6 separate regions of the Homo sapiens genome follow, and regions 2, 3, 4, 5 and 6 are each linked to region 1. The links are chromatin contacts, found by Hi-C or POLR2A ChIA-PET in ENCODE. All regions are on one chromosome and are shown on one strand. The core of a region is the stretch at or near the end of the contact, and the rest is flanking DNA. Distances in the headings are between cores, read along the strand shown.

What was found. Hi-C counts contacts between places; a loop is a spot of excess contacts on that map. ChIA-PET counts read pairs that join two places held with the same protein, here RNA polymerase II (POLR2A). Pooled maps may share reads with other maps.
Region 2: a map of CD8-positive, alpha-beta T cell shows a loop between it and region 1 (8-fold over the local background). The contact joins the promoter of SRF here to the promoter of MRPS10 in region 1. A Hi-C loop is called at or near these places in 2 of 168 maps with a recorded cell type or tissue (CD8-positive, alpha-beta T cell and naive thymus-derived CD4-positive, alpha-beta T cell), 2 of 37 single-sample maps with no recorded cell type and 10 of 50 pooled maps.
Region 3: a loop to region 1 is called in a map of CD8-positive, alpha-beta T cell, with 26 times the contacts of the local background. The contact joins the promoter of KLHDC3 here to the promoter of MRPS10 in region 1. A Hi-C loop is called at or near these places in 4 of 168 maps with a recorded cell type or tissue (CD4-positive, alpha-beta T cell, CD8-positive, alpha-beta T cell and gastrocnemius medialis), 1 of 37 single-sample maps with no recorded cell type and 14 of 50 pooled maps. POLR2A ChIA-PET finds 5 or more read pairs at or near these places in 2 of 52 experiments (H1 and activated T-cell).
Region 4: a loop to region 1 is called in a pooled map, with 5 times the contacts of the local background. The contact joins the promoter of FOXP4 here to the promoter of MRPS10 in region 1. A Hi-C loop is called at or near these places in 2 of 37 single-sample maps with no recorded cell type and 7 of 50 pooled maps. POLR2A ChIA-PET finds 5 or more read pairs at or near these places in 1 of 52 experiments (activated naive CD8-positive, alpha-beta T cell).
Region 5: a loop to region 1 is called in a pooled map, with 3 times the contacts of the local background. The contact joins the promoter of BICRAL here to the promoter of MRPS10 in region 1. A Hi-C loop is called at or near these places in 2 of 37 single-sample maps with no recorded cell type and 5 of 50 pooled maps. POLR2A ChIA-PET finds 5 or more read pairs at or near these places in 5 of 52 experiments (A549, A673, GM12878 and 2 more).
Region 6: a loop to region 1 is called in a map of B cell, with 12 times the contacts of the local background. The contact joins the promoter of TBCC here to the promoter of MRPS10 in region 1. A Hi-C loop is called at or near these places in 1 of 168 maps with a recorded cell type or tissue (B cell), 2 of 37 single-sample maps with no recorded cell type and 11 of 50 pooled maps. POLR2A ChIA-PET finds 5 or more read pairs at or near these places in 4 of 52 experiments (A673, HCT116, activated B cell and 1 more).

The regions. Positions count from the first base shown.
Region 1 is chr6:42,215,100-42,220,262 of GRCh38, forward strand. MRPS10 (mitochondrial ribosomal protein S10) reads right to left here and starts at 2,762. Exons shown (of 7, transcript NM_018141.4): 1 at 2,703-2,762. The coding sequence starts at 2,750. RefSeq lists enhancers at 874-1,476, 1,477-2,078, 2,650-2,929.
Region 2 is chr6:43,168,273-43,173,435 of GRCh38, forward strand. SRF (serum response factor) reads left to right here and starts at 2,997. Exons shown (of 7, transcript NM_003131.4): 1 at 2,997-3,897. The coding sequence starts at 3,385. RefSeq lists enhancers at 2,201-2,930, 3,957-4,925, 4,216-4,425 and a silencer at 2,906-3,485.
Region 3 is chr6:43,011,096-43,016,258 of GRCh38, forward strand. It overlaps KLHDC3 (kelch domain containing 3), which reads left to right and starts at 3,154. Exons shown (of 11, transcript NM_057161.4): 1 at 3,154-3,253. MEA1 (male-enhanced antigen 1) reads right to left here and starts at 2,851. Exons shown (of 4, transcript NM_014623.4): 1 at 2,691-2,851; 2 at 2,020-2,294; 3 at 1,831-1,933; 4 at 48-1,526. The coding sequence starts at 2,718. The coding sequence ends at 1,375. It overlaps PPP2R5D (protein phosphatase 2 regulatory subunit B'delta), which reads left to right. Exons shown (of 16, transcript NM_006245.4): 16 at 54-1,247. The coding sequence ends at 191. RefSeq lists enhancers at 519-1,019, 2,983-3,102 and a silencer at 2,723-2,772.
Region 4 is chr6:41,543,706-41,548,868 of GRCh38, forward strand. It overlaps FOXP4 (forkhead box P4), which reads left to right and starts at 2,676. Exons shown (of 17, transcript NM_001012426.2): 1 at 2,676-3,162. FOXP4-AS1 (FOXP4 antisense RNA 1) reads right to left here and starts at 4,916. Exons shown (of 2, transcript NR_126415.1): 1 at 4,673-4,916. RefSeq lists silencers at 686-980, 2,023-2,292, 2,623-3,302, 3,373-3,552, 3,843-3,992 and an enhancer at 2,363-2,472.
Region 5 is chr6:42,778,998-42,784,160 of GRCh38, forward strand. It overlaps BICRAL (BICRA like chromatin remodeling complex associated protein), which reads left to right and starts at 3,055. Exons shown (of 13, transcript NM_001393499.1): 1 at 3,055-3,104. LOC401261 (a long non-coding RNA gene) reads left to right here and starts at 4,499. Exons shown (of 2, transcript NR_134654.1): 1 at 4,499-5,163. RefSeq lists enhancers at 3,864-4,553, 4,410-4,599, 4,554-5,163, 4,620-4,689 and a silencer at 3,990-4,329.
Region 6 is chr6:42,743,902-42,749,064 of GRCh38, forward strand. It overlaps TBCC (tubulin folding cofactor C), which reads right to left and starts at 2,202. Exons shown (of 1, transcript NM_003192.3): 1 at 597-2,202. The coding sequence starts at 2,172. The coding sequence ends at 1,132. It also overlaps a transcript of BICRAL not described here. RefSeq lists enhancers at 1,691-1,850, 1,911-1,990, 2,021-2,230, 2,295-3,258, 3,645-3,694 and a silencer at 3,201-3,260.

The DNA of each region.
Region 1 (5,163 bases), core at 1,512-4,011:
AAAATAAGGCCAGGTGCCGTGGCTCACACCTGTAATCCCAGCACTTTGGGAGGCCAAGGTGGGTGGATCACTTGTAGTCAGGAGTTCCAGAGCAGCCTGGCCAACATGGTGAAACCCTGTCTCTACTAAAAATACAAAAATTAGCCAGGCATGGTGGCGGTGCGGTTGTGATCCTAGTTACTTGGGAGGCTGAGGCAGGAGAATCGCTTGAACCCGGGAGGCGGAGGTCCAGGCTGGGTGACAGAGCGAGACTCCCTCTCAAAAAAAAAAAAAGAAGTTTAGCATAAGTGAAGTTTCATTAATACAAATGATTGTCACCTAAGTACGTTTTTGTTTGTTTTTTCAGGGTTTTTTTGAGACAAGGTCTCACTCTGTTATCCAGGCTGGAGTGCAGTTGCATGATCATGGCCTGGACCTCCCAGGTTCAGGTGGTCCTCCCACCCCAGTCTCCCAGATAGCTGGGACTACAGGCACGGGCCACCAGGCCCAGCTAATATTTTGTACTTTTGTAGAGATGGGGTTTCACCATATTTCCCAGGCTGGTCTTGAACTCGTGGGCTCAAGCGATCCTCCAGCCTCAGTGTCCCAAAGTGCTGGGATTTCAGGAGTGAACCACCACCTAGCCACGTTTTAAAAGCCTATTCTTAGCTTATTGTCCTTCCTCTCCTTACCCAAGATAGAGACAAATCATAACTCTATAATCTTCTTTGCACCAAAGGGGAAAAGGAAAAAGGAAATCAGGTACAACACAAAGTGGTAAGAGGTATGTGCCATTCTTCAGACAAAATTGCATAGAAAATTCCCTCCCAACAATTACACCAGTGACCCCACAATCGAGTTGTGCAAGAGGAGCAAGAATATTACACTTCTCAGTCACATTCTCCCACTATAAACCTCTGCTTTTTCTTTTCTTTTTTTTTTCTTTTCTTTTTTTTTTTTTTTTTGAGAGAGTCTTGCTCTGTCGCCCAGGCTGGAGTACAGTGGAGCATTCTCAGCTCACTGAAACCTCCGCCTCCTGGGTTCAAGCAAGTCTCCTGCCTTAGCCTCCTGAGTAGGTGGGATTACAGGGGCCCACCGCCACACTCAGCTAATTTTTGTATTTTTAGTAGAGACGGAGTTTTGCCATGTTAGCCAGGATGGTCTTGATCTCCTGATCTCGTGATCCGCCCACCTCGGCCTCCCAAAGTGTAGGGATTACAGGCGTGAGCCACCGTGCCCGGCCAAGAAGTTTTTAAATTGCATTTTTTCTTTGTATTTCTTGAGAGAGAGAGAGAGAGAGAGAGAGAGTGTGTGTGTGTGTGTGTGTGTGTGTGTTGGGGGAGTGGTGGTTTGGAAGGGAGGGCTGTCTGGGTAAATTTGTCTTAATAAAGCAGTTCAAAAATTTCAATCTCTAATACCATCTGACTTTTCTCAAGAACAGTGGTTTTCAGGCCGGGTGCGGTGGCTCAAGGCTGTAATCCCAGCACTTTGGGAGGCCGAGGCTGCCGGATCACTTGAGGTCAGGAGTTCGAGACCAGCCTGACCGACATGGTGAAACCCCGTCTCTGCTAAACATACAAATACTAGCTGGGCATGGTGACGCATGACTGTAATTCCAGCTGCTCGGGAGGCTGAGGTAGGAGAATCACTTGAACCCGGGAGGTGGAGGCTGTAGTGAGCCGAGATCGTGCCATTGCGCTCCAGCTTGGGCGACAAGAGCGAAACTCCGTCTCCAAACAAAAACAAAAACAAAAACGGTGGTCTCAAAGTGTAGTCTGAGGACGTCTGTGGGGTCTGAGACACTTTCAGGGGATCCGGGAAATCAAAACTATTTTCATAAAACCAAAACGTCATTTACAACTTTTCCACTCATTCTCTTACCAGTGTACAGTGAAGTTTTCCCGTGACAGCCTGAGGTGTGATATAGGAAAAGATTAAATACAGAAGCAGATTTGAATCTAGCTTTTATTAAGCCAGAAATTAAAGAGAGCTGCAAAAATGTAAAACATTGCTGCTCCTTACTCAGTTTGTTCAGAAAATATATTTTTCATAAAGTATTAGTTGTAACATGTAATGAGTTAGTGTTACTTTTAAATCAATATATATTCTTAAGTTTTATTTTCCAAAAAGCTAAATATAGATAGCAAAAACCCACAAAAACAAAAGCTCTCTGGAGTCCTGAACTCCGAAAGTGTAAAGTGGTCCCAAGGCCAAAAAGCAGGAGAACCGCTGCTGAAAAGTTTTTGCTCCTCCTGCAAATAACTGCGCAGAGGATATCTAACCCACTTCTCTGGCTTGAGACCTTCATCTAAATTTGGATGCCAGGAAAGCATCTCAATTTAGTTCCATGGGAAGAGTCTGATATCTTGCACCAGCTCAGCCTCTAATTTTCGCGAGGCAAATTTCCTGTCTTCTCTGAGCCTCAGTTTATTTTGCAAGCGTGAAAGGAGGGGTTTTGGAACATACGAAGTACAAAATCTTTTCCAGCTCTGACATTCTACGATTATTCTTGTTCCTATCTTTGCCTGGACTCACTAACTTATATTTAATTCCATGAGAGAATTCTGATAAAACTAGCCCCTTTCTCGTCACTTTCCTGTAAACGGCGCGAGGTGAGGGATAAATATCAGGAAAAATCCTGATGGGCAGAGCGGCTGGTGGCAGGGAAACTTAAAAGCAACTATCCCGGTCAGCCCTCCTAGTCTCCCTAGCCAATCCAGTACCTGCCAGAGGCGCCGGCACACAGCACCGAACGCTGTCCGCGCCGCCATCTTGCCGGTCCCGACCTCTCAGGATTGCTTCCGGGGTTACAGCGGCGTCCTCAGACCATAGAGTTCCGCAAAAGAAGAGAGTACATCCTCATGTTCCGGCGCTGGAACAACCATAGAGACATGAACCTGTGCTTTTTGGGGGCGGGACAGTTGGCTGGCCAGGCTGGTTTGGCTCCGGCCAGTGTCTGGATAGTTACCAAGCCCTATTAATGTTTTCACCTTTAAATTGTTGTGTGTGTATACACACACACACACACACACATTTATTTATTTACTTATTTTTTCCTTTTAGAGACTGAGTCTCACTCGGCTGCCCAGGCTGGAGTGCAGTGGCACAGTCATAGCTCACTGCAGCCTCAAACTCCTGCCTCAAGTGATCCTCCTGCCTCAGCCTCCCAAGTAGCTGGACTACAAGTGCGTGCCACCACAGCCGACTAATTTTTTGTTTTTTTTTTTAATTTTCTTGTAGAGACAGGGTCTCATTATATTGCTCTCGTTATTTTGTGGGCTGGTCTTGAATTCCTGTCCTCAAGTGATCCTCTGGCCTTGGCCTCCCAAAGGACTGAGATTACAGGCATGAACCACAAAGCCCGGACTGAAACTAGTGTATTGACACCATTTACTTCAGTACTGGAATAATGGGTGATTTATTTTCCTATTTTTGCATTTTTCAATTTTTTTTGCATTTTTCAAAATTTTAACAAAATCTATATTTAACAAGAAAAAGAAAAGTCGGCCACTACCATTGGGTCCAGTTGCCACTCAGTTACCTTATTGCAGCGGCTTTCTAATTATGGTTCTTAATCCTTTCTTCCTTCCCCACACCAATTGGAATTCCTGTGCTCCAACCATTTTGTATACCGCTGTCCTACTGATCTTTCTAAATTATTCATTTCCTTATGTTACTCTAGTATTTAGGAATTTACAATGGCTAGCTTCACTTACAACAAGCCAAAGTGTTTTGTCTAATTATTAATGTCCACCATAATTTTTTCCAAGTAAAAAGATGTATAACTGGGATTTGCTATAATAAAAACTTCTTCAGGCTGGGTGCGGTGGCTCACGCCTGTAATCCCAGCACTTTGGGAGGCTGAGGTGGGCGGATCACCTGAGGTCAGGAGTTCGAGACCAGCCTGGCCAACATGGTGAAACCCCATCTCTACTAAAAATACAAAAAATTAGTGGGGTGTCATCGTTGTGTGCCTGTAGTCCCAGCTACTCAGGAGGCTGAGGCACGAGAATTGCTTGAACCCGGGAAGTGGAGGTTGCAGTGAGGCAAGATCGTGCCACTGCACTCCAGCCTGGGAGACACAATGAGACTCTGTCTAAAAAAAAAAAAAAAAAAAGAAAAGAAAAGAAAAGGCCAGGTGCAGTGGCTCGGCTCACACCTGTAATTCCAGCACTCAGCACTTTGGGAGGCCAAGGCGGGTGGATCACCTGACGTCAGAAGTTCAAGATCAGCCTGGCCAACATGGCAAAACCCTGTCTCTACTAAAAATACAAAGTCAGGCATGGTGGTGTGCACCTGTAATCCCAGCTATTTGGGAGGCTGAGGCAGGAGAATCTCTTGAACCCGGGAGGCAGAGAGTGCAGTGAGCCGAGATTGAGATTGTACCACTGCACTCCAGTCTAGGGAACAGAGCGAGACTCCGTCTCCAAAAAAAAAACTTATTCCATTTGTGCAAATCTTTAAAAATTTATTTTTATTTTTCCTTTTACTTTCTCCTCATCTTAAAGTCTGCTTCTATAATACTATATTGTCTTTTTTGTGTGTGTGTGTGAGACAGTGTCTCGCTCTGTTGCCCAGGCTGGAGAGCACTGGCTTGATCATAGCCCACTGCAGCCTCAAACTCCTGGGGTTAAGTGATCCTCACACCACAGCCTCTGGAGTATCTAAAACTACAGGTGTTTGCGACCATTTTTTATTTTATTTTTATTGTTTTGTAGAGACAGAGACTTGCTATGTTGCCCAGGCTGGTCTCAAACTCCTGGCTTCCAGCAATCCTCTCACCTTGGCCTCCCAAAGTGCTGGTTTTACAGGTATGAGCCACTGCACTTGGCCCATTTGTTCACATTTCTAAGCTTTATTTCCCCAAAGTGCTTTCACATATGCATTTTAGCCTAATGGAAAACTCTAGCCTTATAATCAGATCTGGTTTCTAATCCCAGGCTTACCAGTTAGTTGAGTGACTTTGAGCAAGTTACTTCCTTACCCTCAGCCTCAGTTTGCTCATATGTCAAAAAAAAAAAAAAAAAAAAGATAACAGTAGTTCCTGCTTCCAATAGTTGCTTGGGAATTCAATGCAATACCAATATATGGTGTTTAGTACAATACTGCCATGTAATGATACACTATAGATGTCATCCACTATTTGTGCCATTAAGTTTCTACCTCACCTGCCTCACAAGGTTG
Region 2 (5,163 bases), core at 1,747-4,246, 950 kb after region 1:
CCAATAGTGTGGGTAGAGGTCTCCTCCTGACTCCCTGTGGTGACAAAGGACATGAAGATGGGCCATCCCAAGCAGACAGAGAAGCTGTGACACTAACACTGGTGTGCAATGACCCAGGAGTTGGGAGAAGTTGAAGAGAGGGCAGCCTATTTGAAGGGAAGCTAAGGACTGCGTTCTTCCCAGACACCCTCCCCTATAGATGTGACAGAGAGCAGTTGTCCCTGCTGAGGGATGTCACCCCTGCATGTGTCTAAACTAGGGGGCGCAAATGAAAGGGTCTTTAGAGGGCAGGTGGGAATGAAATCCCAGAGCTTTGGCTGTAATATTATGGTGCTCAGACAAAACATGACCCCAGGCATCATTTGTGGTCCCTAAAACCCTTCTGGAACCTATTTATCTGTTTGACCTGTTCTTCCTCTTGGGCTAACACGTTCCATATGTTTAAGTACCTGTTGTAAAGAGTAAATTAGTGGAGGGAGGGGAGACCTCTTTAAAACTATTGGGGGCTGGGTGCAGTGGCTCAGGCCTTTAATCCCAGCACTTTGGGAGGCCGAGGTGAGAGAATCGCTTGAGCCCAGAAGTTTGAGACCAGCCTGGGCAACATAGGGAGACCTTATCTCTATATGACAAAAAATACACACTATATTTTATTCACTATACACACAAAATACACACTATATTTTACTGATCACTTGCACATATTTTATTTCAGTATTTTTCAAGCTTTTGGATTGTGACTCACAGTAAGAAATGCAGTTAATATTGTCATCCATTACACACATACACTGAATTATGAGAAATTGACAATATCCCACCTTCTTGACCTATAAAATGGCAATTTTGTAGGGTTCAACCTATATATAATGCAAACAAACATTTTATGCAACAATATTTGCCCTTGCTTTTTGTGATACCCATTAATTTATTCTTTTAAATGTTGATTGTAGTATACTGAATTGATATCACTACCACTACCAGTAATGACTAGGTTACAATCAACTGCTTTATTTAATCTCCATAATTTTTCGGGCAGGAATAATCACTGCCTCCCATCCCCTTAAACATGCCAAGATGCTTTATCCCTAGGATGAGGTGACTTACTCCAGGTAACTCCTATTGCCTAACCACTGACCAATTACTCTGCCCTTTAGTCTTTATGTCATTAAATCTGCATTAAGAATTTCATGGAATAGGCCCGGCATGGTGGCTCATGCCTGTAATCCCAGCACCTTGGGAGACCGAGGTGGGAGGATCACTTGAGGTCAGCAGTTCGAGACCAGCCTGGACAACATGGCGAAACCCCATCTCTACTAAAAACACAAAATAACTAGCCAGGTGTGGTGGTGGGCACCTGTAATCCCAGCTATTTGGGAAGCTGAGGCAGCAGGAGAATCGCTTGAACTGGGGAGGCAGAGGTTGCAGTGAGTCGAGATCGTGCCAGTGCACTCCAGCCTGGGCGACAGAGCGAGACTCTGTCTCAAAAAAAAAAAAAAAAAAAACTCAGGGAATGGATAGCAGCATTGATGAATATTGCGTCTGGAGAGATCAGATCACTTGTCACTTGTTTCCAGGCACAGGGCTTACCAAGAGGCAGATTCCAGATTTAAATAATTCTGTAACAGCAAAGTCCAAGCTATTTTCACTGCTTTGGAGAAAAGACCCAGACCCAGAGCTTGAACCTCACTTTGCAGCACCCCAGTTCTAATCTTTTAAGTTTTTTTTTTTTTTTTTTTTTTTTTCTGCTGGGCACGGTGGTTCATGCCTATAATCCCAGCACTTTGGGAAGCCGAGGGGGAAGGATCGCTTGAGGCCAGGAGTTCGAAACCAGTCTGGGCAACATGGCAAAACCCCATCTCTACAAAAAATACAAAAATTAGGCCAGAGTGGTGGCGCGCACCTGTAGTTCCAGCTACGTGAGAGGCGGAGGTGGGAGAATCGCTTGAACCCGGGAGGCAGAGGTTGCAATGAGCTCAGATCCCGCCACTGCACTCCAGGTTGGGCGACAGAGCGATACCCTGTGTGAAACTTTTTTTTTTTTCTCCAACGGGCTTTCCAGAGAAGTGTGTGTATGTGCGTGTGTGTGCGCGAGCGTGCTTGCTTGGGCTTAAACTTTCTGTCGGGCCACACTTTCCCAAGTCTTTGCACTGGCTGTAGGGTGGGCTTTATCCTCGGGACGTCCTCCTCCCCAAGTCCAGCCTGCAGCTGGAAGTCTTCACTGATCTCCATCTCTCCTCCCTGATCTCCGTCTCTCCTCCCTGCCCGCCTCAGGACTGGGAGGCCGATCTCTCTCTCTCGCCCTCCCCTCCACCAGCCTTTTCCAGATGTATGTCTGCCAAAGACCCCCCAGTGCAGAGGATGATGAATGAAGATCCTCGAGCCAGCCCGGTGGGAAAGTTTCGTCGCCTACAAAAGCGAGGGAAAGGGAAGGGAAGTTGGGGGTAGGGGAAAAGTTAGAGCTGAGAGGCTGGGGCGCGACGAGTCTGGACACCGGGCGGGGACCCAAGCTCTCTCCGCTCAGCCAATAACTGTGCCTCCCTTAGGAAGGCGTGAGGAAATGCTCCAATCAATCCCTGCACTCCTCCCTTGGAATTTGGGCTGTATTTTTTTATTTACTGCAAACCCCACAATCCACCCAGGGGTTTCCCCAGTGTTTGCCTCCAGCGGTCCCGGTGCCCATTTACTAGTGCTGCTCCCTCTCTTCCGCAAGACTGCGCTCCAGTCCCAGCCTCCTTCTCCGCGGGTGCCTCCCAAACCGTTCTATCATTCTCGGGTTCAGGGAGGCGGAATCGTGCCTGCTCTCCGGTTCCTTTAAGAGGCGTCGGCTCCACCCCTCTCAGAGTCGCGGTCTGACGCGAGATGACAGCAACGAGTTCGGTATGTCTATGCAAATAAGCGCCCTCTTGTGGGCCAATGGGGAGCGGAGGTGCCGGAACCACGGACCAATGGGGCGGGGGCGCTGGGGCTCACCATATAAGGAGCGGCCTCGCCATAAAAGGAAACATTGTATCTCTTTATATGGGGGGAAGGGTCGGGGGATCCCTCCGCCGCCAGCGCGTGGTCCCGGCCCCCTCCACCCGCCGTCTCGGCCGCGGCCAGCAGCCCCTGCCCCCCGGGGGACGCTGACGGCCGCCCGGCGCGCCGCCCTAGCAGACGGACAGGGGGCGCTGCGCGCGGCCTGGGGCAACCCGGGCCACAGGGGCAGGAAAGTGAGGGCCCAGGTCGGCCCGGGCGTGCAGGGGCCCCGGGTTCGCAGCGGCGGCCGCGGCAGCGATAGCGGCACTAGCAGCAGCGGGAGTGCCGGGTTGAGCCGGGAAGCCGATGGCGGCGGCTGCGGCGGCTCCGATTCCTCGCTGACTGCCCGTCCGCCCTCCTGCATCGAGCGCCATGTTACCGACCCAAGCTGGGGCCGCGGCGGCTCTGGGCCGGGGCTCGGCCCTGGGGGGCAGCCTGAACCGGACCCCGACGGGGCGGCCGGGCGGCGGCGGCGGGACACGCGGGGCTAACGGGGGCCGGGTCCCCGGGAATGGCGCGGGGCTCGGGCCCGGCCGCCTGGAGCGGGAGGCTGCGGCAGCGGCGGCAACCACCCCGGCGCCCACCGCGGGGGCCCTCTACAGCGGCAGCGAGGGCGACTCGGAGTCGGGCGAGGAGGAGGAGCTGGGCGCCGAGCGGCGCGGCCTGAAGCGGAGCCTGAGCGAGATGGAGATCGGTATGGTGGTCGGTGGGCCCGAGGCGTCGGCAGCGGCCACCGGGGGCTACGGGCCGGTGAGCGGCGCGGTGAGCGGGGCCAAGCCGGGTAAGAAGACCCGGGGCCGCGTGAAGATCAAGATGGAGTTCATCGACAACAAGCTGCGGCGCTACACGACCTTCAGCAAGAGGAAGACGGGCATCATGAAGAAGGTACCAAGCCGGGGGGCTGGCCGGCCCCGGGGCCCGGTTGGGGTGGGGATGTGCAAAGGGAGCCCGGGAGGACCGCAGAGCCGAGGCGGAGGTGAGAGGCTGCGAGTCCGCAGGAGGTGTGTGGGAGGGGATGGCTCCTGCCCGGGGAGGGCCGAAGGGGAGGGGCCGCCGGGGAAATGTGGGGAGAGGGGAGATCCCGCGAACGCTCGCAACCGTGGGGAAAGGCGCAGAGGTGGGAGTGACCGGCGCCAGAGAGGAAGAGGGCCCTTGCTGAGTGAAGGGGTGAGGAGCGGTGATGGGAGGCTACGAGGCTGCCGGGGAGGTGGATAATGAGAACCCGGGATCAGTAGGTCCAGTGCACTCCGGTGTTCGGACGAGGGCGCCGGAAAAGCAGGGAGCAAACGAGAAGGTATGGAGGTGAGGAGGCTGGAGCTGCATGACAACAATGAGCGAACATGTGTGGGAGGAAGTGGGCACCACGAGAGTAGTGCTGGTTGGAAGGACAGGCAGGGTTAGGGACCAGGTAAGGGAGCGGGGCAGGAGAACTGGTGCTGCCCTGAGCAGCAGGAACCTAGTCCTGCGCCGGCCGTGAGTCTTCCATGGCATCCACTGGGAACCACATGCTCCTGGCAGGACCCGCTGCAGAATCTCCTGCCGTTAGGACAAGTGGGGTTTCCAGCCCTAGGGAGAATCTATGCTTGGATGGGGTTTGGGGGAAGTCAGGGAGGCTTGCAGAGGTACCTAGGAATTCCTCTTCTGCCAGCCAGTGAAAAGTGTTGAGGAAAGGAGTCATTTTGGGGTGTAGACGATAAGGGAAGAGATGAAAGCAGAGGAACTGGGAGACAAGGAGCTGGATCCTTGGGAACACTGGCTGGTGTTTATTTCTGTCCCATGTAGAAACCAGAGCTGCTTCCAAGGTGGTTTGCAGAACTTTGTTGGGAGAGTATGGCATCTATGGGGCCATCCTTGAAGGTCCCCTTCCTGGGCTCATGGCAGGATGTTTAGTGCTAATCTAGGTCTCGTCTCCCATCACTCCAGACACTGTTGTATCAGTGTCCCTTGTCACTTGATCATCAGTGGAGAAGATTGTGGGGGGAGGTAATTAAGGAAAACTCTCTTCTCTCCTTCCATAACCTTCTTCCCAAGACAAAGGAGTAAGGGCAGTAAAGTATTACAGGGCAAAAGGAGAAACTAGGCTGTGGCAACAAGTTGGAGCCTGTGCAGTTTCTGGAAAGAAACATGGGACAGTTGGAGCTTAAATGGTCC
Region 3 (5,163 bases), core at 1,904-4,403, 800 kb after region 1:
GAATTCACTGGGAATTGGTCACCATTCCTCACCTTGTCCCTATTCACACACAGATGCTAAAAGACATCAAGAAGGAGAAAGTGCTGCTGCGGAGGAAGTCGGAGCTGCCCCAGGACGTGTACACCATCAAGGCACTGGAGGCGCACAAGCGGGCGGAAGAGTTCCTAACTGCCAGCCAGGAGGCTCTCTGACCCCTCACGTTCCTACCACAGGGCCACAGCCCACACAGCCCTGGGACACTGCCCTGGCCCTCCATACTCTGCTCCCTACTGGCTGTCTTGGGGGAAGGCAGCGCCTCTCTAGCTACTCAAGGGAGGGGGATGTGGGCACTTGAAGCAGGGACACCCACAGAATGGTCCCTCTTCTCCCCAAAAGGTGTTCATGCCTCCCTGTGGCTAGTACAGGCTGAGCACTAAGATGCTTAGTGCTCAGACAACCTGGGGATGCCTGTCCCCTACCTGCTCCTCACCCACAGCTACCTGAGGCTGCTCTGAGAAGTACACACAGGAATACATACGCTCCTCTATTCTTCCCTTCATCCTCATTTGAACGCCAGGTATCTCCCCTCCTCTCTCTCCCCTGCAGAGGCATGTAGGGAACAGCAGGAGATTATTCTCACCAAAGTTATGTCAAGCCCCATTGGTCCCAGAGTAGCTGAAGGGAAGCCAACCCCCCTGCAGCACAAATAGGCCCCCCAGTCCCAGCCGTGTGCTGGCAGATAGGGTTGTATTATTTCTTCTTACCCCATGCCTGACCAAGGGAGGTCAAAAGGAGAAAAGTATAGGCTGTGGACAATAACTGATGAATATAGGGCCCAGATGGACCAAGTGGGGCCGGGGAGGGATGAATAAACACCCTACCCCGTGCCCTGTCTTTGGTGAGCAGCAGCCCTGGGGTCACAGACATGGAAGGGACCACCCTGGGGCTGACTGCTTTTCTGTGCTGTTGGTTCCCAAAACTAGAAAGAAGGAAGCAGGGAGCGGTGCCCCAAGCATGGCTCCTGCCAACACCTATTTATTTCCTTGTTTGTGCTATGCTGGGCAGGCCTTCTCTTGTCCCTTATAGGTACCTTGGAGGGGCCAGGGGCTGAGGAAGGCCGGACCCAGGTTCCAGGGGCGCAGGCAGTGCGGCTTTTGGCTGTGTACATAGGGTGCTTTATTCTCCACAGAGTGATACATGCTAAGGTGGGTTGGGCTTGGACCGATGTCCCCATATGTACAGAACTGAATAAAGTGGGTCTCTGAGAAGTCTGATGTGCCTTGATGTGGAAAGGGAGACGGGGAAGATGGAAATGGACATTACAACCAGGGATGTGTTCAGTCCTGTGCTGGTTCTGGCCTGGAATGTAGGAATATAAGGCAGCTCTCACTGTGGTCACTTCCAGGCAGGGGATGCCTGCCGGGCTTGGAGGGCTTTCTGTACCACATCTTCCCACTGGGCATCCGATATCTCCCGAGCCCAGGCAGGAACCCCTGGCGCAGGCAGGCTTACTCCAGCCATTGTCCTTTTCACCAGCTCTACATGTTCTGAAATCAGAGCCAGAGGCCATTCAGGCATAGAAATAATGGGACCAGCTCCCCTCCCCAATCCCCGAATCAACCCAGAGCCCTTGGGCTGCTAGGGTCACCAAATCCACCTTGTTACTTTAAGGCAAGCCTGCCCATCCCCAAAGCTAGCAAAAGAGCATTTCACTTGGACTCTGAAGTCTACAAAATCTTAGTTTACAAACTATCTTTTTAGGATAGGGTCTTCCTCTGAAACTTCCTTCTACTGACTCATGCCAGTTCATTTCCTTAGTAATTATTCCAGAATGAAAGAATGATCTTTTACCTGGGTCCATGGGAATAGAGCTGTGGTTGTTCAACGCTGTAGCTCCCTCCTCATCTTCATCTTCACTCTCTAATGGTGGGTCTGGCAAATGAAGCCCCAGGGCCTGCAGAGCCACAGAAGACCGTTTGGGTCTAGGCTTTCAGGGAGCCCAGCTTCACCTGTTCAGGAACCATCCCTCCTCCACCCTACCTGGATTCGATCCTGGATGTCAGCAACTACATCTCCATCCCCCACTGGTGCCAGTTCCACCTCCTCTTGTTCAGGATCTTGGTTCAGGGGCTGGTAGGAGTAGCCAGCTGGGCCCGACCCCGTTTCCTCCTGCTCTTCCTCAGGCTCCTCACTGCTCCAATCCCCAGTGCCTTCTGAAGGGCCCTGATGTCCCAGTTCCTCAGTCTGATTGGGGAAGATACGCTCAGGGCCCATGGTGTCTCCTCCTAGAACTACTGTTGCCATCCGGGCAGGGGCTGCAAGAACAGGGAGGCGGTAGGACAGGGATCGGATGAAACCAGGCCCATCTTCATCCTCTCATCATCTCCTTGTAGTCTCCTGCGTGCAAAAAACCAGCTCCTCCCCGAGGCTCCTGCATCCTCCACCCCTCCGCCCCAATTCCAGCCTCTCGTTCCTCCCCCTCCTAAGTCGGGGTTCTTATCTTGAACCAGGCCCCACCAACTTGCTCCGCCACTTCCTAGTTAAACGCCCAACCGGAGGCCCTGCCACCTCCTAAAAGACACCCCTTCCAGAACCCCGGCTCCCCGCGCCACGCCTCCCCCGCGACTTGGGAACTCTGGGTCATCAGACTCCCCTAAACAGGTCGGCGTACCCGCCCCCTTCTCCCCTCTCCTAGAGGACCCCCTCTGTACCGCCTGACAGATGCCTTTCAGGCCCCATGGGCTCCCCTCAAATGGCCCCAGCTGCAGCGTCCCCCACCCGCCCCCATCCGAATCCCGGCGCCGGTGTTCCCGCGCGCCTCACCCGCTCAGAGCCCGCGGCCTCCACTTCCGGCGGGGCAGGACGTGCAGAGGTGCCTAGTCCTCCAGCCCCGCCCCATATCCATGATTGACGCTGGCGAGGACGAGGAGTCCGCCCCTTGCCCCGCCTCCGTCATTCCCAGCCCAAAAAACAAAGGACTGCATTACCCAGTGGCCTCCTCGGTCTCGACACATATTTGCACATGCGCAGAATCTCTCCTACGCCCCTGCCCACTCCTCAGCCCTCTCGTCCCTCAGGAAACGTATGGACTACAAGTCCCGAAATGCCTCCGGCACTTAGCTACGACTGCACGTGCGCGCACAGCTGCCCGCCGGAAGAACCGAGCTTGGCTGTGTTTATCTCGTTGGGGACTAAGGCGTCGGTTGGCGCGCAACGGGTTCTAGGCTGCAGGCAGCTCGAGGACCCGCGGCCCCGCCCCGGCTCGGCCTGGCAGGTAGCCTGGGATGGGTAGAAGGGCAAGGGAGAATTAGGGGGCTTAGGACGTGCTGTCTGGAGCTGGAGTGGCGGGGGAGGGGCCTGAGAGTGATGAGGTGGGGGTGGGGAGGGAGCTAGGGGGATGATGGGAAAGGAGAGTGTTAATGGGGAAAGCAGGGCTAGGGGAGGATGGCGAGGAGATGGGTAGGAGAGACCTGGTGTCTGGAGGAAGCAATGAAGGAAATGGGAAGGAAGACTGGGCCATGAAAACAGGGAAGCTGAGCATAATGGAAGGGGAGGGGTGTCTGGCGTGGTGGGCTAGGGGAGGCCGGAATGTCTGGAAGAAGACAGGGATAGAGTCATATGCAGAGAGGGGTATCGTGGTCAGTGCATGCTAATTTTTCTTTCCTTAGTGGAGGTGGGAAAATGGAGGGCTGTTGGGTGGAGCTTGGAATGGTAGGAGAAGGAAAAATGAGAAAACTGCAAAGCTCTCACGAGATCAAGAAGGGCGAGAAATGGGGAATAAAAAATGCAAGAGACCAGGCGGGTAGATACATTAAGGGAATAGAAGAAGTTTGAAAATGCTTGGTGGTGATGGAGGACTGGGGAGACCCAGGGATAAGAGGAGCCCCTGAGCGCCTGGGGGCTTGTTCTCCTTGAATTTGAGTTGTTTATATGGCAGAGAAACTAAAATTTTTTTTCTCCACCTTTGGCTGGAATTGCTTATCTCCTCTCCTGTGCATATTTTACTTTACCTTGACATATCTGAAGGGAAGAATAGAGAATATAAGGGAGGATGGAAGACTTCCATTCTTAAGCCCATCGACCTCCTAACAGTCTCCACAAGCCCAGACCCAAGATATTTTGGAGAGCGGGAGTAATGAAGTGAGAGTAGCTTCCTGCTGGGGCTATTTCAGGATGGGTCCCATGGCTATTTAAAGCTTAGGGTGTGGAGTTGGGGGAGGTTGGGTGGGTGGGACTAGCAAGCCAGCTGAAAGCCATGTCTCTTTCCTGCAAGGGGCCTCCCTTATTTGAGCTGTTTTAGTGCCTGAGGTTTTGCCTGGCCCTTTCCTCTGCCAGGGCTTCTTAAACAGGGAGCAGATGATGATACACCCAAACTCAGGAGATGCTTGCCAGCAAAAGCATTGTCAGTTGCAAGGATTTGCCTGAAAAAACCTCAGATGTACCCAGGTGTACGTGCCACTAGGTTGACAGGTTGTGTTTAAGAGACCATGACCAGCTGGGCATGGTGGCTCACGCCTGTAATCCCAGCACTTCAGGAGACCGAGGACGGTGGATCACCTGAGGTCAGGAGTTTGAGACCAGCCTGGCCAACATAGTGAGACCCCATCTCTACTAAAAATACAAAAATTAGCTGGGCATGGTGGCAGGCGCCTGTAATCCCAGCTACTTGGGAGGCTGAGGCAGGAGAATCGCTTGAACCCGGGAGGGAGGCAGAGTTTGCAGTGAGCTGAGATTGCACCATTGCGCTCCAGCCTGGGGGCAAGAGCGAGACTTCATCTAAAAAAAAAAAAAAAAAAAAAGACCATGACTTCTCATGCTGGATCTTTCTCTTGTCCTGCCCAAGGGCATTTTTTGCCTCCCTTCCCCTTTTTTTTTGTTTTGAGACAGAGTCTCGCTCTGTCGCCAGACTGGAGTGCAGTGGTGTGATCTCGGCTCACTCCAACCTCCGCCACCCGAGTGCAAGCAATTCTCCTGCCTCAGCCTCCTGAGTAGCTGGGACTACAGGTGCGCGCCACCGTGCCCAGCTAATTTTTGTATTTTTAGTAGAGACGGGTTTCACCATGTTGGCCAGGATGGTCTCCGTCTCTTGATCTCGTGATCCACCTGCCTCGGCCTCTCAGGGTGCTGGGATTACAGGTGTGAGCCACTGTGCCCAGCCCCTTCCCCTTTGCATTGCACACTCCC
Region 4 (5,163 bases), core at 1,426-3,925, 670 kb before region 1:
GCCTGGGTCACACACTGGTTAAGTGACAGACGCTGAAGTTCAACCCAAGGCTGCCTGACTCTAGCCCCTGTGCTCTTAACTATGGCCCCCCTGGAGGGGCCAAGCCATGAGCCTTGGTTCCGGCCACCGCCAAAGCACCTGCACCTGCCCTGAGTCCTGTGAAGGAACAAGGACAGAAAGAGGACCCTCCTGCCTGCTCCCGGTCACTCCCACTTTGGAGCCAAGGGCTACTCTTTTCAACCTTCTTAACGAAGCTCTTGCACCAGGAAGAAGGGCTTTGGACTGGCTTCTTTGATTTCGGGGCATTTGTTCTGTATCTTTCTTTGGGGAGGCTTTGTCTTCCTCGCTAAAATGCCCTTTAGGTGAAGACAAGACAGGGTCTTTTGATGCCTTGAGCCCCCACTGTAGCTCACAGGGAGCTGGGAACTGAACTGGCCTGGAGATGAGGGGTAAACTGAACTGAAAGTGAAGCATTTCCCAGGGCAATCCCTCTGGGCAAGTGAGCCCATGTGTAAGGTACAAGGGCTGCTGCAGGAAGGGGATGGGAAAAACATTCAGTGAACCAGCCAGAAAAGGGCTGGAGAAGCCCCTCGGAGGTCACCTCATTCAATACCCCCCTACAGAAATTCTCTCTTTTGTCTCCAAAGCCCCTAGTTCTCACCCCACCCTCAGCCTTTGCTGCAAGAAGGATAGGAAGGAGAACTGAGGACATAGTCACTGGCCCAGCTGGTCTGACACAAGGACTTGCCACTCCAGGCTTGGCCTAGGGCTGTCCACACACCATGATTTCCACCAGAGCTGGGCCTCAACAGAAGGTAAATCAGATAGTACTACCAAGGGCTTTCTTTCTCCCAGAATATCCTTCCCCTCAGCTAACCCACAAGCAGGCAGTGTCGCTTCAGAGACCACCATGAGCTTCTTTCTTGTCCTCACTGAAGTGGCTCTAGTTGGAATCTGGCTCATCACTGACCAGCAGCTGTGTAAGCCTGGGCAAGTTACTTGATCTCTTTGTGCCTCAGTTTCCTCTTCTATAAAATGGAGATAATACAAATATCTCCCTCCTGGGGTTACTGTGAAGATTAAATGGCTGGTGGGTGGTACGACTCAGATGTTAGCTGTTATTTTATTCTTATGGCTATGGTTATCTCAGTTGCCACACTGGAAAGGACACTGAGATATCCACATAAATGGCACTTAGAGTCTTCCCTGCACAATTTCACACCTAGAAATCTAAAACGCTCCAGCAGGACCTAAGTATGCCTGTCCCACCTGCCCAAAAAGGCAAATACATAAAATGTGGACCTGTGCAGGTGTCACTAACATTGCAGAAAAGGGACAGAAGTGATGAAAAACAACCCAAGAGGGTGCCTCCTCTCTGAGGTCCCCTTTTCTTTCAAGGACCACTGGAACGGCCAAGAAATCCCCTCCCCCCAGGCAACTAAGCATCAATCCTTGCAGCTCCGACCCCACACCTCAGGCTTCCAGCTCCCACTCCACAGGGGCTCACATACTATGCCAGCCTCTTGTCCACCTGCCTGAGGATTTAGGGCCAGGAGAGGCTTCAAGAGCCACTGTCTTCTTGTCCTGATCCCACAACAGGATCCTCCCTTGGTCATGGGGACCCGGCATCACTGAGCTGGGTTGGGGTACTTCATGAGGACCCCTGAGGCCTCCTTCACTTCTCCCCACCCCCAACACATGCAGACAGATGGGAGATGTTTCCGGCGTGTGTGGGGCGGGGAGGGGGACGGGTATTGAGATTTCCACGGGACTCTGAGTGGTGCGTCTGCTAACAACACAGCCCTCCCCCTTGGGCCGTGGGCATTTCCTCACCCAGACCTCCCCCTCCCAACCCAAACACACCATCGCCGCCACCACCACAATCCCTCCAGTCCCCCTGGGCAAAAGCGATGTTCAGAGACGCGGGGTTTTGTTTACAATCTAATTTGTCCGGATAATTGCCTCAACTTTGCACTTCACTTTGCCCGCATGGCTCTGGCCTTGGGCCCCTTCTTCACTGGTTCGCAGAGCACTTTACGGGAAATTCCCTTTCCGCAGAGGGAGGCAGTGCGCGCCAGGGGGTGACCGTTCACAAAGCCCTGAAGGGGCCTCCCCACCTTCTACCCTCGGCTCAGGAAGCCCACCCCCAGCCCCCACGCAGTGGGGAGCAGGAGGGAGGCCAGACAGGGCCCGGGCCTGACACTGGCTCCGTCTCTGGGCCCCCGGCCACTCCCCGCGCCGAGCGCAGCCCGCCGGGAACCAGTGAACCGTGTGGGATCAGGACTTGGCCGTACCTTCAGACTCCAGGGGATGGCCGGGGTTTGCAAGCGCCCCATAGGATTAGTCCGAGGCCAGGGTGAATCCCTGGGGTCCCTCCACCTACCATCTTTTTCAGATCTGCCGCCTCACGTCTTCTCCCCACGTTCCCATTTTTCCTCCCCTAAAGTTTGGTGCACGTGGTTTTCTCTCGCTCTCAGCGGGCTGCCAGGCGGGGTGAAAGTTGCTGCACCTGCTTTAGGCGAATTATGGTAGCACTAGAAGTTGGTCTCCCCTCCCTCCGCCGCTTGCTCTCTCGCTCCCTCCTCCCTCGCTCTCCGCGCGCTCCCTCCTTCCCTCTCCACCCTCCTCCTCCCCCGCCCCCTCCCGCCCCGCCCGCGCGCCGCCCGCTCGCAGCCACTCGCAGCCCAGGCTCAGTCGCAGCCCCTCGGAGTCCGGAGCCCGCCGTCCCTGCGGACCGGACAGTGCGGCCGGCGGCCGGCGGCCGGGACGGAGCCCCCAGCCCGCGAGGAGGGCGCGGCGCAGGCGGCGGCGGCGCGGCGGGGAGGAGCCCGGGCCGGAACCAGGGCTGGGCCGGGGGCGGGGACGCCGGGGTCCGGGAGCCCGGGAGCCGGAGCGAGCTGACGAGCGTCGCGGAAGGACCGGGAAGGAAGAGCGGAGCCGGAGCGAGCCAAGCAGCCCACAAAGTGCCATGCCCCGGCGGGGTTGAGGCGCGCGGCGGTCGGCCCGGCGCGCTGGGAGGACGCCCGGGAGCTGCGCGACGCGGGGCGGCGCGGAAGGGCAGCCCCGGCGGGCGGCGGCGGGCCCGGGCTGCGACCGGAGCGAGCCCCATGCCCCGCGCGGGCTGACGGGCCGGAGCCCGCACGGAGCGGCCGGGCGGGACAGGTAGGTGGCGGGTCGGGCCCAGGGACGTGGGTGGGGGCTGGGCGGGCGACCAGACCAACTCCCTCGCTCGCGCACTCTCTCGCCCGCTCGCTGGCTCACTTTGTGTTTGCAAACTGCCCGCCCGAGACGCGCTGGGCGCCGGGCGCCAGGAGGAGCCGGGCCCGGGCCGGCGCACTTTGTTCCAGCCAGGGCCGGCCGTGGCGCACTGACCCCGCGCAGCCGCGACATTCCGCCCCTGGCCCGGGCCCCAGCGGGCCGGAGCTGCCTCGGGAACAGGTGGGGGCTGTGGCGCGGCGGGAGTGGGGGCAGCCGGAGGCCGGGGCGGGGAGGGGGGCGGCCGGAGAGGCCACCGAGGCCCGCCCTTCCCCAAGAATCTGGGCCCCGCCCCCTCCCCGCCGGGCCTCTGGGAATGGGGTGTACGGGGGCGCGACCCCCTCCCCGCCCCGAGTCAGACAAAGAATACTTCCCGGCCCAGACTTTCCAGAGCTGGGAAGGGAAGTGGCTCCCCCCAACTCTAGTCGGTACCGGACTCCCCAGGACGCGCCGGAGACAGATGAAAATGGGGGCAAGAGAGCGGGGGATCGCGGTCCTACCCGCCGTGTCGTCTCTGGTGAAGAGGGGACTTGTCTTGCTGAGGTCGCACCTCGGAAGTGCCAGGGCCAGTCAGCCCCTTTTCCATCGCTCGGTCAGCTCGGGGATAGAGCGGAAAACTTCTTGGGGACTTGAGAGCGTCTGGAAATGGCCCCTGTGATTTGTGCGCCGGAGGTGGAGGGTGGGGAAACGATCTGGCTGACACCTCTACTCACCCGCTGTGGAGAGAGCTCCCGCTTCACCACTTAAGGGGGGAAGAGAGGGCGGCCACGGGGGCCCGGAGGCCACCAGGGAAGGAGCCCGGAGTGACCGAGCAGGACCCCCCCCCGCCCCAACTGAGGAGTCTGGTATCTCCCCTGGACAACCCCAGCACCTCTCTGACCGGCGGCGCTTCAGCCTCGGGCTCCTCATCCACGCCAAACAAACTTCCTTGGGCTGCGTCAGAGCACAGCCAGTGGCGCTAGAATGCGACCTGGGGTCCCGGCCGCCCCCATAAAGGACCGGGTAATTTCGCGGAATGCGGATTTTGAGACAGGCCCAGACGGCGGCGGATTCCCTGTGTCCCCCAACTGGGGCGATCTCGTGAACACACCTGCGTCCCACCCCGATCCTAGGTTGGGGGGAAAGGGTATGGGAACCCTGAGCCCAGAGCGCGCCCCGCTCTTTCCTTTGCTCCCCGGCTTCCCTGGCCAGCCCCCTCCCGGCTGGTTTCCTCGCTCACTCGGCGCCTGGCGTTTCGGGCGTCTGGAGATCACCGCGTGTCTGGCACCCCAACGTCTAGTCTCCCCGCAGGTTGACCGCGGCGCCTGGAGCCGGGAATAGGGGTGGGGAGTCCGGAGAACCAAACCCGAGCCTGAAGTTGCCATTCGGGTGACTCCCGAGAAAGCCCGGGAGCATTTTGGCCAATGCGGGTTTTTACCTGAACTTCAGCATCTTCACCCCGGTTTCGGAGACCTGCCTAGATTCGTCCCAGCACGCACTGTTTCGGGTTCGGGATTGAGGGTTAGGGCAGCACACACAGCTTGAGGGGCAATTGTTAGGACTGGCCCGAGTGCCCGCAGAAAGAAAGAGCAGCGGGGTTGTCGTATGGCCTGTAGCTGCGGGAAGGTCTGTGCCGGTCCCACTGTCGAACCCAGAAGCTCACTTTCCACAGAAAACCAGGGCTGAAGGGCCCCCTGACCGCCATGCCCTGCGGGCACCGGGCATTTTGAGCTCTCCCCCACCCCCTCCCCCTGCTGCGAACCAGCCGGTAGGTGCAGGGGCCGAAGGCCAGGCCCAGTGGACCCAGCCGCCTGAAGGGGAGCCACGGCCTCAGAAAACCTCTGCCCGCCCCCGCGGAAAACCGCTGTGGGGAAGTCTGAAGGCCTTTTTTTTTTTTTTTTTTTTTCAACTTGAGAAACTTTTGCCTCG
Region 5 (5,163 bases), core at 1,805-4,304, 560 kb after region 1:
TGTGTTTTTGGTAGAGATGGGGTTTCGCCATGTTGGTCAGGCTGGACCCGTCTCTAAAAAACTAAAAAAATTGGCTGAGTGTGCTGGTGTGCACTTATATTCCCAGCTACTAGGAAGGCTGAGGCTAGAGGATTCCTGGGGCCCAGGAGTTCCAGGCTATAGTGAGATATGATCATGCCTCTGCACTCCAGCCTGAGTCACAGAGGGAGATCCTGTCTCAAGAAAAACACACACACACACACACACACACACACACACACACACACACACACACACATATCATTGGAGCTGTGGAGCAACAGCTGTAAAACTTGCTTGGTTGGTCCTAATTGCAATGCATAATATATGGACTCTTGAAATGTAATTCTTAGAAATGGGTATTATAATTACATCCCAGCCAATCCAAAGGCAACTTAAAACATGTTTAAAAAATTTTCCAAGCCAATTAGAAAACTGGTTGGTCCAACCATCAGGTGTAGAAAAATATGCTAATTTATGCAAAGATTACTGTTCCAAGGAGCCCTTGGCTGCATTTGAAGCAAAATATCTGAGAAAACACCTCAATGATACTGTGTAATACTAAATCACTGAATGTATTTTTAAGGCACATTTAAATATAAAGCATACATTATGAATGATAGAATGGCAGTACCAGAACAAGATATAGTGTTTTTCTTTGTTTGTTTTTTGAGACAGAGTCTTGCTCTGTTGCTCAATCTCAAGCGATTCTCGTGCCTCAGCCTCTCTGTAGTAGCTGGGACTACAGGTGCATGCCACCATGCCCGGCTAATTTTTGTATTTTTGGTAGAGACGGGGTTTCACCATGTTGACCAAGCTGCTCTTGAACTCCTGGCCTCAAGCTATCCTCCCATCTTGGCCTCCCAAAGGGATTGCAAGCGTGAGCCACGGCACCCAGCCAGATCTTTTTTATTATTTTTTAGAGACAGGGTCTCACTCTGTCAGCCTGCCCATAGCTCACTGCAACCTCCAACTTATGGGCTCAAGCAGTCGTCCTGCCTCAGCCTCCCCAGTAGCTGGAACTACAGGCATGTGCCACACATACCTGGCTAATTTTTAATTTTTTTTTTAGAGATGGGATCTCGCACCATGTTGCCCAGGCTGGTCTCAAACTTCTAACCTCAAATGATCCTCCTCCCTCAGCCTCCCAAAGGGCTAGGATTACAGGCTTGAACCACTGTACCCTGACTAAAAAGATCTTCTGTGTTGAATATGACAACATTGTATGCCGGCCCCAACAGATTTAATTTATGCAACATAGTCCAGTTACAGTATCCTTATATATGCAAGAAAGGTGTACTACCATTACATTTTTTTTTAATGCTTAAGGGGATATAGAAGCCATACAATAATTTCACTTAAATAATTTTAATCTAGAGAGAGTTTTATTGAGAACTCACCAAATATCTGGGAGAGATGGGCTTGAGCCATTTGAGAATAGCTACTCCATAGGCAGAGCAGCTGAGCATTCTGTTTATCAGCAGGATCCTATTGCTATATGCATTACAAATGAATTTTAAAATAATTTATAACATTTCTTAGGCTTAATATGTATTTTTTAAAACCTGAATTACATTCTGTACAATTCACCTTTTACCTATCCTTGATGTTTATTTAAAATAAAAGACAACAAAACCCCTAGTATATTTTGTGGGCATTTGTAGTTAACCTAGACTACAAAGGCACCTGCTCCCACTCCAGGCCACGTAATGTTGTTGTTGTTGTTGTTTTGTTTTGTTTTTGTTTGAGTCTTGCTGTGTCGCCCAGGCTAGAGTGCAATGCGCGATCTCCGCTCACTGCAACCTTTGTCTCCCGGGTTCAAGCGATTCTCCTGCCTCAGCCTCCCGAGTAGCTGGGATTACAGGAGCCCACCACCACGCCCAGCTAATTTTTGTATTTTTAGTAGAGACAGGGTTTCACCATGTTGTCCAGACTGGTCTCGAACTGCTGACCTCAGGTGATCCACTCGCCTCGGCCTCCCAAAGTGTTGGAATTACAGGCGTGAGCCACCGCGCCCGGCCTGGGCCACATAATCTAAATACTTTGGATACTAGATAGTTTACAGAGAAGTTTCAACAATTTGAGATTTGAGATTAAAAATAGGTGGTAGTTATACTTGGACCAAAGAATGTTAAAAGATTGACTAGCTCTCTTTTAAGAATGAGGGGGTTATGTAATGAAAATTCCGCAAATATAGAGATAAAAGATATCTACATAAAGAGAAGGCAGTAGAAAATGAATGTTTTGAGAGTGATTTACTCTGCCTCACCTTCCTTTTAGTCACTGAAGTTTTGTTTTCCTTTTTAATGTTCACATACGGGCTTCACAGGTAAGGTTTCAAGAATTTTGGAATGGACAAAGAGTGTTGCAAAGGAAAGCTTAGTACATTTGAAAGTTAGGATGAACCAGTTATTTGCCTAATAACTAAGTTAAAAGTCGTTTTGGTTTTTAAAAAGCATATGCAAAACGTATTCACTGAGGCTTGCTCTAATTAGAGTTCTAAACAAATCTTGTAGGGTTTTTTTTTTTTGTCTTTAATCTCCCCCCTTCCCGTGTCAAGTTAAACTGGGTGGGTGGGTGGGTGTGTGTGTGTGTGTGTGTGTGTGTGGAGAGAGAGCCTGCAAGAGAATTAGCACGCACCTCGTGGATCTTAGTAATTGTTTTAAAGCCAAATAAAACTGTTTCTTGAATAAACCAATACATTTCTGAAGTTGAAAAGAATCCCAAAGGAAACGAATGAACATCCTTGCAGCTTGATTTTCCAAAAAAAAAAAAAAAAATTTTTTAAATTAAAAAAATCCTAATCTCCACATTTTTTGCCAGGCGAGAACCGAAGTTTGGAGGTAGACGAGCAGGCGAGCGGTTTGCCCGGGCGCAGAGCATGAAGGCCGGGCGGGCGCGGGGAGCGGCGCCCCGGCCCGGCGCGGGGGTGAGCGAGAGAGAGAGCGGAGCGCGTGTGGCCGGCGCCGCTCGGCCGGGAGCTCCCGCGCTCCGGCCCCCGGCCCCGCGCCCGCCGCCGCCGCCGCCGCCGCCCCTGTTGCGATGGCGCAGAAACCCCGTTGACAAGGCACTGCTTTTTCATGACGGTGAGTTTCCCTTTGAGTGTATTATAATTTTGTGATAAAAATTTCAAGGAGAAAAAAAAAACACACAACCTCCTTCCTCTGCCTCTTTCCTTCGGGGAGGGGAAAAGCGAGGGAGGGGGGGCTGGAGATCTGTCTCCAGACTGAAAAGAAAGGAGCAAATTAAACACCGAGTTGCCAAAACCAGGATATTAGGTTTCAGCCCAGAGAGCTATTGGCTAAGGCTGTGTTTTTTTTTTTTTTTTGGGGGGGGGTGGGTTTGTGGGTGGGTGATGGTGGTGGTGGGTGGATGTTTAATGGACACGGAGAAAAGGGGAATCGAGTGTTTATGCCTTTCCCAGCGCTGCCGGGGCCCCGGGAAGACCAAGTTCAGTGTCTCGGGCGGGGGCGCAGGCGGGCAGGGGGCGGCGAGGCCGGGCCGGGGGCGCCTCGGCGGGGTGGGGGCCCGGCGCCTTTCTTTTTCCTTTTTTTTCTTTTCCGCGGATGCAAATTTCTGGAGCGGGGAGAGGGAGAGCCCGGGAAGGGGGTGGCGTGGCGGTTGGTGGTGGGGAGGGGAGGGGAGGGAAGCCTTTTAATGACTCATTGATTGAGCCGGTTTAAAATTAGTTGTGTGCGCGAGTGTGAGTGTGTTTTCCGCCCCCCGGAGCCGCCGGGAGCCGGGAAGGAGGGAGCAGGGCTCGGCGAGGGGAAGACGGCGCGGCGGGGCCGCGAGCAGGGGGCAGGGAGGGCCTGGAGTGACGGCGGGCGAGGAAGAAAAATAAGCTTTTCCAATCTCCTCCCCTCTGTTTTCCCCCCCTCGTTTCTTTTCTCTCTCGGAAGCTCTAGGGTGTGAATCACATTTTCTTTCTTCTCGGCAAAATGGACCCCGCGTCTGGGGAGGGGGAGGGGAGAGGGTGGGGAGGGAGGCGGCGGAGACGGGGTTTATTTTTCATCCTGGCTTCCCCATTCCCGCCGCATCTGCGGGCGGCCGCGGCGAGGAGAGCAGGTCCGGGGTGCGGCGGGGAGAGCTCGGGGCAGGCGAGTCGCCCCGGCCCCGTTCCCGCTCCCGCTCCGAGCCCGCGGCGGCGGCGCGCACCTGCCGCGGGACTGCCCCTTCCCAGCCGCCTCGCTGCCTTTTCGAAGCACCGCCGAGGATCCGCGGCCGCGTCCGGCCGAGCCCCCAGCCGCGCGGAGGACCGGCGGCCCAGCCGGGCGTCTCCTGCGAGGCCCGCGCTGTTCGCCGCGCCGGCCAGAAGAGATGTGCGGCTGGGACGGCGCATTTTTGGCCGAGTGCGCGCGGGCGTTATGCTGTTCGCGCCCCCCCGAGTCGCCCCAAATGCGGGATATTGGGTGGGGGGGTGCGGTTGGAAGGCGCTAAGATGGCGCTGGGCCTGGCCTGTCGCCAGGGCTGGTGGCGCAGTTGCTCGGCGGGCGCCATCTTTCTCGCGGCGCGGGCGGCGCCCTCCGAGGACATCTCGATGACCAGGGCGCCGCGAGGCCCGGGGCTAGCGGGAGCCGAGAGCAGGGTGCTGAATTCTGGAGATGGGACTGGGGTCGCGCGGCCTTCTCCTTCCCCACGCCCCCAGACCCAAAAGACGAGGCCGCCGGCTCGGAGCGGGAAGGGCTGGGGCCAGCTTCTTCCTCCTAACCACTTGTTTGTGATGGAAGAAGGGGGCTGGGGGTCGAGCCTCGCGGCTGATGGGTTCCCTCCCTGACCCCGCACCCCCACTCCTCCCAGTCGAAATTGGAGGTGAGGCGCTCCTGCCATTTTCTCTCCTGCGGTCTGAGAGTGGACGTCTTTGTCTTCTCTGGCCCGGCGTGGGGGCAGGGCATTGAGCCTTTTCCTTAATTCTTCAGTTATTGAAAGTAGAGTCCAACCAGGTTACAAAACTAAAAAAAAGAGTCCAGGACATTGTCTGTCTGCCTTCCGGTAGCATGGTTCTCTGTGGGTACCCTACGCTTCGTTTCTTAGTTTTACTCTAAAACAACCCTGAGGAGACATTTACTAGTTGTCAGATTACGGGAAGGTGATGGGTTCCAGTTTTTTGAAACTTTTTTTGTTGGCTTTCATATTACTTCAAAT
Region 6 (5,163 bases), core at 952-3,451, 530 kb after region 1:
CGCCACTGCACTCCAGCCTGGGCAACAAGAGCGAAACTCTGTCTCAAAAAAAAAAAAAAAAAAGAAACACGTAAAGAGTGATGGCTCTCCGAAGGAACTGAATGTCTAGGGACAAAGGAATTACCTATGGTTTTTTGTTTTTGAGACAGTGTCTCACTCTGCCACACAGGCTGGAGTGCAGTGGCGTGATGTCAGCTCACGACAACCTGTCTCCCAGGTTCAAGCAGTTCTCCTGAGTAGCTGGGACTACAGGTGTGAACTATCATGCCCGGCTAATTTTTGTGTTTTTAGTAGAGACGGGGTTTCACCTGGCACCGGGTCTCCAACTCTTGACCTCAAGTGATCTGCCCACCTCAGCCTCCCAAAGTGCTGGGATTGCAGGCGTGAGCCCCCGGGCTCAGCTCTGGAATTTATTAAATATGTATCTATACCCTGACACTGCTGGTTACTGTCTATAATCCGAGTGTTTTGGGAGGCTGAGGCAGGAGAATTGCTTGAGGTCAGGAGTTCGAAACCAGCCTGGGCAACATAAGGAGAGCCCATCTCTTTAAAAACAAAACACACACACACACACACACACCAAACAAACCCATGTATTTACTGCAGACCTACTTTATTATGCACCGTGATGTTTCAAGTATCACAAACCATTACAAAGCAATATAATCACCCTCCTTCCCCCTTACTGCTTCAAACTATTGTGGTAAAAATAAATAAATAAAGCCCTGGCGTGGTGGCTCACGCCTGTAATGCCAGCACTTTGGGAAGCTGAAGCGGGTGGATCACCTGAGGTCAGGAGTTCGAGAGCAGCCCGGACAACATGGCGAAACCCCGTCTCTACTAAAAATACAAGTTCGCGTGGTGGCGCGCGCCTGTAATCCCAGCGCGCCACCACGCTGGGGGACGGAGTAAGACTCAGTCTCAAAGGCATGACGAAAATAGCAAAAATGCTTTAGTGTTATACCTGTTACGAATTTAATGGAAATTACAAGTAGGAGCCCATTACAATCTCTAGCCTTAAAATGCTGAAAACATACACAGTGTGACAATAAGTAAACTTCGAGACCCAATAAGGGGGAAAGTCCAACGTGGAAAGTATTTGGTAGGAGTGAAGAACAGAGTGACAACTGCTTAGTCCCACTGGATATTTCGCTCCTCTTCAGGAAGAATACTCCAGTTTGGGGAGGCCATATCCCGGGCCAGCCAGTTAAAATCGTCAACATCGTTCCAGTTATTTTTGCTCCTATCTAAACCAGAGCTCTCGAAGTCCTTGTCGATCTCCGGGTAGCTCCAGGTGTAAGGGGCGAACTGGATCCCACTGCAGTCCTCCACGATGGCCCTGCTGGTCACCTGCAGGAAGATGCGGGTGTCTTTCGTACTGTGTATGCGGAGCTGTTGGCAGGCCACTGCCAGCACGCAGTCACTGCAGTCCTCCAGGAAAACAGAGGTAGACACCGGACCGCAGAGCAGCTTGCAGCTGTGGGCCTTGGTTAGCCGCAGGGTGTTGGGATTTCCATACAGTCTGACCGTGCAGTTGCTCAGTTCGGTCAAAAGAACGTCGCGCTGGTGCAACTCGCTGGCTCTCTTCTCCAAGACTTGGGACTCCAGGTTGGAGAAACCGCAGACCCAGCTGGGGCCGAGGTCTCCTTCCGCCTTCTTGGGCAGCGGGGAGTCCTGTATGCTTTCAACTGCCGGGGGGATGCCAGGAGCCGCGTCTACTTTGGTAGACGAAGCAGCATCCTTTCCCCGGGTCTTGAAAGCGAAACGCTTCTTGGGCTGCAGCCCCCGGCGCCGCTCGGCCAAGGCCGCCTGCAGCCGCGCCAGCGCCTCTTGTCCCTGCCGCAGGTCGTAAGCGGCTAGGAAAAAAACTGAGTCGTTGATTAGTTTCTGCAGCCCCTGGAGCCGAGAGGCCGCCTCCTCCAGCCGCTCGACCGACTCCGCGCGCTCCAGAAGCTCTTCCACGGCCGCTCGCTCCCGAACAAAGGTGGCGACGAAAAAGTGGCTGTTCTCCTTCTCTACCTCCTGGTTCTGCCGCTTTTGTTTCCGCCTTTCAACTTCCAGCTGCCGTTCTTGTTCGCGTCTCTGAAGCCGCTCAGGCACCAGGCTCAGGTCCCGCTGGGACTCCATGTCTCCGGTCCTGACAGCAGCAGCGGAGCAACTGACGGACTCCATATTGGCTTCAAGCTTCCTCTCTCTTGTCTTCCTTCCTCCGGGCGCGCTGTCCGTGAGGCCTCCCACCAACGCGTCCGGTGATTGGCCTAACATGATGATGTCAGATCCCCGGCCTTATTTTCTTCGCCTATTGGTTCCTCTGCGTCGGAGGGGGCGGGGAGATGGGGCGGGGCCGACTGACTATGGGGGTGGGAAGACAAAGGTTCTTGTGGATGGGTGGGGTGGGAGGCAGGCGGGGGAATCTTTTTTTTCCTCTTAAAGGGGCAGGACTTATATCCGGGATTGTGGGGTGAGTTGCAGCAGCGGCAGCTGCACATGTGGGTTTGTTTATAAGAACAAGGTTAGAAACTCGCAGGCCTCCCCCTCCCCCCAGCTCCTCCCTACTACCCCCTTACAGGCCGGAGATCCGCTACTAGGGGTGTGGGTGGGAGGGATGAGTGCGTGTGGTGGGTTGGGGGGACAGGTAGTGGTGAGAAAGATGGAGCGGGGGGGAATATTGCACCGCCTGGCCCGCGCCGGAGGAAGCAGCAGCTGGAACAGCTGGCTGGGGAGCCGCTTGCATGCCTCCGGTTTTTTCTTTTCCCTTCCACCACCCCTTCCCCCAACCCATTTCTGCCTCCCCGTAGCCCTCATCCTTACCGCCCCCCTCCCCCCTATCCACTGCAGTTCGGCGCGGCCTGGGGGCTCCTGGATCCCCGCAGGCAGTTACTAGGGCAGGAGAAGGCAAGGGGCACTGCGATGGGAGAGACTGGGTTCCTCACTGCAACCTGGTTCGAGGGGCCCTGGGGGAGTCCATAAAAGGATTACTATTTTTTTGGCCAATTGCTGCAGTCGGAGGGGTGGGGGCGGGGGAAGGTGAGATCCACACCCCCTTCCTCTTTCTTCCCTGCCCTCCCCGAGCTCGGTCCCGGCCACTCCCTCCGCAGCTGGGCGTCGCCGGCCGCGCTGGGGTGAGACCCTAGCCCCGGGCTCCGTGGCTCTCTGGGGCGGTCGGTCTTAGGAAAGCGGTGGGAGAAGCGGTACATTATTTCTAGGGGTGGTGGGAGGGATTTGTCACCGGAAGTGAATGGCCTAGCCTAAAGTCGGGACCAACCCGAGGTGTGGGTGGGCAGCCAAGACGGCGCAGTCACTGGCAAAAACCCGAGGCAGCGGGCAGGGCGAGAACCCGAGACGCAGCCGCTGCCCGGGCGCGGCAGCCTCGCATGCTTCGCTCAGATCTGCGGAGCTCCCGAACCTCTTTAACCCTGCCCGCCCTTCCAACCCTAGGTTTCCTCCTTATATCCCCAGTTCCCAGCCTCCATCGTTTAAATTGGGGTATTTAACGACCCAAGAAACTTGAAATTTCACCGATCTACCTGCATTTTGATGCAGAGAAAGATGGGAGGAAACGCGAACCATTGAATTAAATCTGAGTTAAAACTGATCTCCCATTTTCACGCCCCACTCTCTTCCTTTCCTTCCCACTTAAAACAAACAAAACACACATAAATTGCTGGGCCAGAGTATTTCTCCGCTGAGAGCACAGTTCATACCGTGTGGCAGATTCCCCGCGCAGGCGGGGCGCGGGGGCAGGGGAGAGGCTTGTGTGTCCGCGTGCCTGCGTGCACCCGATGGAAAAGGGGGTGCCGAAAAACAATGGTGCTTACTCTTGTGCATAGTCATCGTTTTCACTAGTCTTGTTTTATGGGCAGATTAGGTGAGGCTTCTGTTTTTGCTTTTTTGTTTTATTTTGTTTTTTTTTTTTTTTTTTGAGACGGAGTTATGCTGTTGTTGCCCAGGCTGGAGTGCAATGGCGCGATCTCGGCTCACCGCTATCCGCCTCCCGAGTTCAAGTGATTCTCCTGCCTCAGCCTCCCGAGTAGCTGGGACTACAGGCATGCGCCACCATGTCCGGCTAATTTTGTATTTTTAGTAGAGACGGGGTTTCTCCATGTTGGTCAGGCTCGTCTCGAACTCCCGACCTCAGGTGATGCGCCCGCCTCGGCCTCCCATAGTGCCGGGATTACAGGCATGAGCCACTGTGCCTGGCCCTTTTTTTTTTTTTTTTTTTTTCCAGAAAAGCAGGTTTATTTCACAAAACTGTGGGTCTGAAAGCTGGTGGACAAGAAAGCTAGTTATATTGTCCAAGTCGTGGAGGAATTGCAATAGCTGCTTTATTTTATGAAATGTTGATTTAAGCAAAGAAGCTTTAGAGAAGATTTATTTTTCTAGAAAAAAACAACCTGACCTTTTAAGTTTTTCAGGTTGAACCTGTCTCACTCAAATTAAGAACGTTTGTAGCTAAAGAAGGTTTATTGGACTTGGAGGTTGCAGCTGGAGTGAGATAACATTTCGGTATTAGGCATAGTGAATCTATGGGTGTTGTAAGTGTTGGCTGTATCCCAAGTGGAATTGAATGTTATTAAACCCTTTCAAGAACTTCATTTCTGTCTACCAACAGGTTTTTGCTACAATCCAGTAGACTTGGGAAGTTTCTAAATACTTGAAGTTGGTTAGTTCGAACTTTCAAGAAAAGGAAACAGTTAAAAACAGAGCTTGACAGGTCACCCAGGTGACCCGGTGTGTTAGGGGCAGTTTCAAAGACTGATGTGAGGAGTAGTGGAAAGGGGTCAGTGAGTGATACGGTCATTGTGAAGCATTGGCTGGACAGTTCTTTACAGCCCCCCTGCACAGCTGCAGGCTGTGAGGTATGTGGTCAAGAAATGGAGATAAAGCTGTTTCTGAGTTCAAACACAGTAGGAAGGCTGCGAAATGGCTGGCATTGCCCGGCTGTGTTTGCATCCTCTCTCTGCCATTTGAGGGCAGTGGATTCAGCATGCATCTTTGAAATATATCCCAGCTTGTCAGAGGTAAGTGCCTGTTTTGATGGAAGGAGAGTGGGGAATGCATTACGGGGGAAATGTAGCAAAAGGCAAGCAGCTCTGAGTTCTGCATCCTACTTTCAATGATATCTCAAAGGGCTTGTGAATCAAGGTACTGCTCTCTTGTAGA